Regions from separate parts of the Homo sapiens genome. Here region 2 is linked to region 1. A link is a contact called in ENCODE Hi-C data. All regions are on one chromosome and are shown on one strand. Each heading gives the region's core, a stretch centred on a gene start or an enhancer-like site at or near the end of the contact. The rest is flanking DNA. Distances are from core to core; before and after follow the strand shown.

Evidence for each region. A loop is a pair of places that touch in the nucleus more often than their neighbours do. Pooled maps may share reads with other maps.
Region 2: a map of HepG2 shows a loop between it and region 1 (18-fold over the local background). The contact joins two enhancer-like sites. A Hi-C loop is called at or near these places in 5 of 168 maps with a recorded cell type or tissue (HepG2, cardiac septum, gastrocnemius medialis and 2 more) and 11 of 50 pooled maps.

The regions. Positions count from the first base shown.
Region 1 is chr6:132,959,952-132,964,154 of GRCh38, reverse strand. No RefSeq gene overlaps it. Among named protein-coding and RNA genes, the nearest start is that of LINC00326, 130 kb to the left of the region's middle. Within about 2 kb of position 2,859, at least 2 of the 41 ENCODE cell types and tissues checked have a DNase peak (open chromatin) inside an H3K27ac peak, as active enhancers do.
Region 2 is chr6:133,366,786-133,370,585 of GRCh38, reverse strand. All of the region lies in intron 2 of EYA4 (EYA transcriptional coactivator and phosphatase 4), which reads right to left. Among named protein-coding and RNA genes, the nearest start is that of EYA4-AS2, 88 kb to the left of the region's middle. Within about 2 kb of position 1,790, at least 2 of the 41 ENCODE cell types and tissues checked have a DNase peak (open chromatin) inside an H3K27ac peak, as active enhancers do.

The DNA.
Region 1 (4,203 bases), core at 1,610-4,109:
CCTCTATGGACCAGGCATGTTAAAATCAATAGGCGCTCTAAAAGGTTTCAGTTATGATTCTAATTCTAATTTATGTTGTGCTGTGGGCTCTTCACCTAGATCTATAATATGGCCCCGAAATTGGTTGTTTTTGAAGAAAGCAGGGGCTCTCTCACAAAGCGGGAACATAGGTTTTACCTGGAAGACACTGGGTCTGCATAGGTTGGAAATGGGTTTTTAGCATGCATTGTAACACAGACATTTTAATATATTTTAAAATATTAGTTTCTAATGTATTTTTTGGCAAGAGTGATTCTGTTAGTTTTGACAAGAGGCCAACAGTGTCCTGATCAGAGGAATAAGAAAGATCCTGCGGCTGGTACTCACTAGAAAATGGAGATAAGTAGGTAGGAAAGAGTTAGAAAACACTCCTATAGGAATGAGGTTTTCCTAACTAGAACACAAAGTTCTTGGGGTGAATTCTGTTCATTTCTATATGAATCTGTAAGGAGGAATTGGGAAGTGAACATTCACAGTATCTACTAATTAAAACCTGGATGTTCAGGGAAGGAGATCATTTTCCATCTGCCAAAGTGTTGAAAAGGACCCTGGGATAGGGTCAAACGCAATGTGTGAATTTTCTTGGCAGCATTTTCATCATGGGGCGATAGCAGGTTGGAGCAGAAGATGGTCTAAGAAAAATCTGGAGACCTCAGTCCTGGTCCCAGTTCTGCCGCAGTCTACTAGTATGGGTGTTGGAGGAATCCTCAATCTCTCTAGATCTCAGCAGACTCATTTATAAAATGAGGACGTTTCTGAGATGATTGCAATGGTCCTGTCCATCTGCAGTGATTAGAGCCTCTCAGAACAAATACATTATTATAAGAATATGCTCCATCATGGCCCAAGGTGGGTCTACATTCTAATTTTCTAGCTTTAGGGAATTCTCTTCCAGTCTTTTGTAGTGCCCTGTAGCCTATTATGCAGGCAGGTACTGTCCTTTGGCACCCCCTGGTGGCATCTGCAGCTGTTAAACCTGCCTTAATCATGGGGGCCTCACCGGTAAGAAGGCTAACTGTGGGGACTGGTAGGAGCCCAGGTGCTGTTTACAAGGGAAAAAAGCAATCCAGAATCTCATTTTTCCATTTTAGCTTTTAACTCATCGCATCTTAGAGGCTTAGATAAGCATGTTGATTTTAAAAAGCAGCTGTATTAATCAGATGCTAATAAAGCATCTAGCTTTCTTTAGGTTGAAGGATTTTGCGAATGACCAGGACTTCTGTTTCTATTATTGTGAGAAAATAGACCAAGAAAAGAGGAAGTATTTAGGTATTTAGTGGAAACCAAATGCTTCCTGTGCACTTGACTAATTTAAAACTCCCAGAAAATATTGGATAATGTGTACCCTGACATTTCCTAGGTATAGATTAAAGCAATAAAAAAATATTAAAAGGTTACTGAGCTTTTTCCTACCCCTTTCCTTCAATTTAAAAATCATTTACAAAGGAAGCTCTGAAAGTCAGAAGTTAGATTTAAAAAAAAAGGGAGAGAGAGAAAGTAGGTTCTTAATGTTATGGAATGACAGGTAAATATATTTTAACTATTGTGAGTCCTTATAATCCCTCAAATCACGATCATCTACAGGTAAGTTATTAATTAGATTATATTTGCCCTAATTGCATCAGTTCTACTGCTTTTGTTTACAATTATCGTCTTGCTGCGACTTTGGAAGTGTATTGAAACTTTGTAAAAAAAAATTGTCTTTGATTTACTGTAAAAGCATCTACAACATTTTTAATTTAAATGATTTCAAATGCCAAAAGTTTTGACTATGCAAAGAAACTAAGTAAATACAGTATAAAGAAAGAGGAAAAAACCCACAAAACTTTAATTATTCTAAATTACGTTAATTTAGTTTGATATGATTATAACAACTATAACTATTTCCAGGTAGGGCTAAAAGAAAAAAAAAAAGTCATAGGAAAGAGAAAAGTGAATATTCCCTAAAGGAGAAAAACATTTCTTTGCCATGTTTACTTGACTCCTTCTGGCAAAAGGCTGTTAACAGTTGTACCACACGGTTCAACCAGAGCTTGTTTCCAGAAAAAAAATATATATAATTGCATCTCAGAGATTTGGTTTGGAAAATCTGCTTTTGTTTCCAATGCCTTGTCTCTTTTCAACCACGTTTATAAGCATTTTCCAAGGTCTTTACGAGCACTTTGCCTGCCTCTCCACGCTCCTAAATATCACCCTCTCCTCCTTATGGCCAGCCACGTTTTCAGCCTTGGCCAAGGAATAAAACATTGGTTCACCTCAAAGGCTGCCATTAAATTTACCTCATTTATTGACCAGCAGGAGGTGCACCACCCTACTGAGGTCAGCCTTAGCTACAATGCTGCAGAGCCTATTGGCACCCCAGACTGCTACCCTGTTAAATGACTGGCGGGCCCCCTGGGCCAGGTAAATCCTACTGTTGACATATTGGTGGCAATGCCCTTGGAACACCTTTGATCCATTAGTATACTCTCTCCATTCAAGGGTGTATTTTACTGTGTGTTGACTAAAAGCAACCAGGTATAGAGGAGTGAAGGAAACAAAGTGAGCTCCTACTGGAAGAATAAGCCATTTATACTTCTCTGCAGTAGATATCAGGTCTACTAGGACATCAAGTTTAAGGCAAATAAAGCCTTGAGAATTCCACTCTTTGGATAGAACCACCATGGGGCCTCTGCTGCCCTTGAGGTGGTCAGTAGTAAACTGCCTACGAACGTGCAAGCTCACTAAAAGCCATGCTTTCACTGCTGAATGGCCCTTTGGCATGGATTTCTTTGCTTTTCCTCATCATCGCTTTGTCATTCTGTAAAAATGTGAGCTCTGTCAGCACAATGACTATTTAAAACAACCTTGAGTACTTGAATACACTGTTACATAGTAATAGTGCCTGCAGTATCTGCTTGTATTTTTTAAGAGGCTGATAAAAGATCATATTCAATATAAGGGGGCGGGGGGTTTCCTTCTCTTGATGCAATTAAGTACATAAAAATGTGCCAGATGGGAAACGCTAGATATCTGAATAATCATTTTATTCATAGACCGTCAAATGGCATCAGGCAATAATCCCTTAAATGTTCCCACTTTAAACCCTGCAAACACGCCACTCTCAGTCCTGACCTGGAGTGACCAGGTTAGATGGTCAGGGCTCTCAAATCCGAATGCTGATTCAGGCCTTCTTTCTCTGCTGCCAATAATAGTTCGTCTAGGTGCCAAATTTAGTGGTGGTTTCTTATGATGCGGATACCTGTCCAGCAGGAATTGGACTGCGACCACAAGCCATTTTCCTTAAGCCACAGAATAACTGTCAGATGGTAACTGCTGATAGTCACTGCTCGCCAGGCTCAGCAGTTTCCAAGTAAAAGACTTTTGAGCCCCCTATTAATCCCACAATTAAACAAATTTTGTCATTATGTAGAAATTCCCTGGGGTGAAAATTCAATGTTCGATCTTCAATTATTTCAAAACAAAACAAAACAAAAAACAAAACAAACAGAGCAACAACAACAAATTCCCTTCTTTTCTCCCCCATGGCTTGGTCCTTTTCCTCTTACTCTTGTGTTAATGATTTTCCGTTAAGCCACATCAAATTCTGTTGGGCATCAGTGAGAATTAAAGTTTTTCAAATTTCAAGTTTTATTCATGCATCGCATTCTTCTGAGAGCGAAAAGTATTTTTGAAATCTTTCTTGTACAGGTTCTGTCTTGTGTAGGCAGAGTATAATTTTTCTCTCATTTTGTAGAAGAGGGATCCAAGATACCCTCTCTGGAGTAGTACCATGCTAAGCAGAAGGTCATACTAGTAGTAAAGTGCCAAAACAAGAAAGCAAACAAAATCAGAAAGACATTGCATTGCTACTAATCATTTTATGGGATGCTGAGACCTCTATATGTACTTGTATTCTTGAGTTGAGTCCAGCAGACTTGGACAATGTGTTTCAGGTTAAGTGTTAACATGAACAGACAGAAGTTTACTCTGGGTAAGGCTGACTTCCTGAAGTAAATTTCCTAGAAACCCCATATTGTACCAATTTCTGTTTCATTTCCCATAAATGAATAGCAAGCATTGTCATGTATGCTAATACCTAAAAAAAAAGTGTTCCTGAAGCTGCAAAGTAGCATAAGTTCTTAATAGTTAAAACGTTTCAAATAAATATGTAAATATAATTTG
Region 2 (3,800 bases), core at 541-3,040, 410 kb before region 1:
CCAACATTAACATAATGTAATTTGAATAGCTGAATTTTATAAAGTAAACAAAGACGAAGTGTGTTTCACACTTTAGCCATAAACAGATCAGGGATTTTCTCTAATTGATTGGCTTGCTCAGTTCCTATGTACAAGTTTCTTCTATCATCCTTGTACTAAAAAACTGTGAAAAATCTAAACAACCTATTTTAACAAGAAAAATATTTTTCTCTGAGATAGAACTGCCTACACTTAAATGTGTGACTGCCCATGGAACATAATAATAATGATAACGCTTCAACCAAAAGCTAAATGCAACTTACCTCATTCAAAACCCCAAAACCTGAAATTTATTCCAGCTGTATTTGGAAGTCAGTTCTGTAGTGCGTGTGTGTGAAGTTCAGCAGCCAATAAATTCCAGTCTCCATTGTCAGTAGAATGAAACTGTGTCGAGGTTTACAGAATGCTCTGAGAGGTTTATAGTCTCTAACCAACACCCAGGTAGCCTTAAAAGCACCTTGCTCTGGCGTGAACCTTCGGGCTCCAGGAGCAGTGCAGTTATGTAGGTTAAATAGGAGGAGACCTGGATAGTAAACACTCCTGGTTCCGACCAATGGCTTTCCACGCCCTTCTGTTTATAGTAAGATGACTTGATGTCAGAGGTCACCCTCATCAGCAGCTCCTGTCTTTCAGTGAAATCTAACGTAGGGCATTATCTGGAGGTGCTTTTAATGAAGCCACATCTCCTGACTCCTAGACTCTAGCAACCTGCTGTCATGGTGATACATTCATAACCCATTGTTGTAAACCACTCAGAATTAAATCCCTGCATTAAATTTTCAAAAAGCAAATTTTACTTTAAATTTCTTTAAAGCAAAACATTTCTGTAGGAGAAACACTTTATGGCAAGTTAATATCAATAAGGATGGTATTCATTTAAAGTTCCCTACCAACATTTTACATTTTTGTTTGTTCTCGTTTTTTTGGATAAGACAAGGTATGTAAGATTTCACTTTCATTATTACTTCACTCTAAAAAGTACAGGGCTCTCTTCTAGTTTTAGGTACACATGTATGTCAACAAAATGGAAAGATAATTACAGACATTTTTATTTAATTTATTTTGTATATATTTTCATCTGAGGTAGACTGAAGGGATGAACACAATTATAAATGCTCACACAGATGTTAACATTTTATGTAATATATTTTATAAAATAAAGTCTTTTATGTTTACGAAAGAGAGGGATATATTAATTTCTAATGAAATGAAAATGAAACAAGAATAGATAAATTCAAGAGATAAGGATAATGTGAGTAATCTTAATGATTAGATAATAAAATCAGATAATAATGCTATTATCTGATATTAACATTCCCTTTTATTCTAATAGCTTATGAAAAATAATTATTTTCTTTAAAGAAAACAGTATCTTCCAACTCATCTCTCATCCCTTCAAAAATGTCTTAACAGATCTTAAAAGAAAGATTAAACTCATTTCATAAGTTCTTCAGACAGTATTTCAGTGTAGCATTTCCTGTCTCTAATTTGTTTATCTAACACTGAGTTTATTTCTTTTTTTCTCATAATCTTTACAGTTTGGCTCTAAATGATACAGTGACGTACAGGAAAAGAGTAAATACTGCATCTGAGTAATTTGTAGCACAAGTATTTACTGAAGTCATTTTCATTTTCAAGGGAGGATTGAATGAAGAATCATTTACCTATTTCAGGTTTGGACAGCACACAGACGCCCCAATGGCTTTAGGAACTGAAGACGGCGCTGTCTCCCTACTAGTGTCAGCTGCTTCTGCTGCGAAACTGGGTGAGTGTGTGCATTCCACCTGCAGCACATGGTCAGCCCAGGTTTTGATGCCACTATGATATTTATATGACAGAGAGCTGCCTGACTTCATCAAAGTTCACAAAGCATGTGGATTATTTTAGAGCGCCAGAGATCCCATTTTGACAGACGCAATTCTTTGTTCCTAGTATGGTTAGGATCACTAAAAATAATGTCTTTGCAGCCAAATACTTTCAAGCAGTTGGAGCCTGTTGAGTATTGTGGTATAAATTATATTTTTAAAGTTCAACTGAATATGCTTTTTTAAATGGCTACTTTCTTAAGGGACTGTAAGTCATTCAATATTTTCAAAATGCTTATGAGCTCAAGAAACACTCACTGAAGCAAAATATATGTCTGTTCCTGTTACAATAGAGGCCCAGTGAACCTTGCCTAAAACTCTGGGAGAATAAGTTCTTCATGCATTAAAGAAGCCTGGGTGGATTGTAATTTTCTTCCCTAATCTTAAAGCGGGGCGAGGTAGGAACAACAAACAAAGTGTGGTGAAGACTTTATAAATATAAACGTGAAAACAAATGTCATTTGCAGTTTCAATTTTTAAAGAGTACAAATAACTATAATTTTTCTGATGAGAAATATAATCTTTATCTCAGCTTACACCAGGACACCAAAGTGTTCCTAGAAACAGAGAAATGGTATCCCTTTACTTTGTACCATTATAACCAAGTGGGAAAATTGCATAGATGATTTTTAATAACATTTTATAAACAGAGATGTCTAGGATGCCCTTCTGGTTCCAGCATACTGCCACCAATTAATTATGTGACCTGGGAACAAACATAGAGGTTTCCATCTCAGAGTGCCAGTATTTATTTTTGAATATGAACCACACATTCTGAAAGACTCCATCTTCCATATATATTTTATTTAACAATAACGGTTTTCATTACCCCATGTTTAAAACCAAGCACATAGCAATCATTCAATGCTGCTAATTATTATGACATCCTGTAGGTACGAATTATTAATAGTTAATAAGATAGCCAAAATCAAAGGAACTGGATATTCTTAAAAACCAGTACAGCCTTACTATGGGTAAATTCTTAATTTCCCTTGTTTTAAAATGTTGAAAATGGCACCCTGACCTCCAAAACCTCTATACAGTGCTTTTGAGTCCATCAATCTATGAGAGTCAGCCACACATTCTGATAAAAGTGAAGCTATTATGAACTATTGACAGCTGATATATTAAATAGCAGTGACTTTCCCATTGTCAGTACTACACTGGTATTTGTTGGATGCATGAATATCCTTCAAAGTAATATGCGAATCAAGATTTAGTCAGTAATGACACCTGTTAAGTTTGGTAGAAGTCTTGCCACATATATACGTATTTTTAAAATCAAGAAAATAAATTAATTACTGCAGTTTCATGGGGTGCATCCTTTACATTTACTTTGTCTACTCCCTCTCCATAACTCTTAGCACAAGGAAGCTGCTTACATACTTCCTTTCTTCGTGTCTTCTACTCTTCTCAGCATGAGTACACATAAGTAGGCAGCAAGAATCACAAAAAGTCTGAGATTTTACCCTGCTTGTAAGCTAACACAGTAGCCTCAGTTGCACGGATATAGGAAGAAGACCCAAGGATCCAGGTTATGGGGGCACTTGGTGAGCAGTTTAGTAAGACTACTTGTCTAGTAATCTATCAAGCACCCTTCATCTCCAAAGCTGTGAAATACCTCCAGGTTCTTTTACAGCATTTCTTGCCACTTTTCATTACTGGCAAACTAACTAAAAGAACTTCCTGAATGATTCCAAGAAATGACATTTGACATTAAGAGATAAAACAGAGCCAACATGGGAGAACAAAGAAAAAAACAAAAGCATAGTCATGTAATTCTGATAACTACTGGCAAGCATTAGAGAACGAAGAAAAACAATGTACAATTTCTGTATGTTCAATAAGCCCCTAAATTGCTACTTTGAAAAAGACCACATGAAATCAAAACTAAAC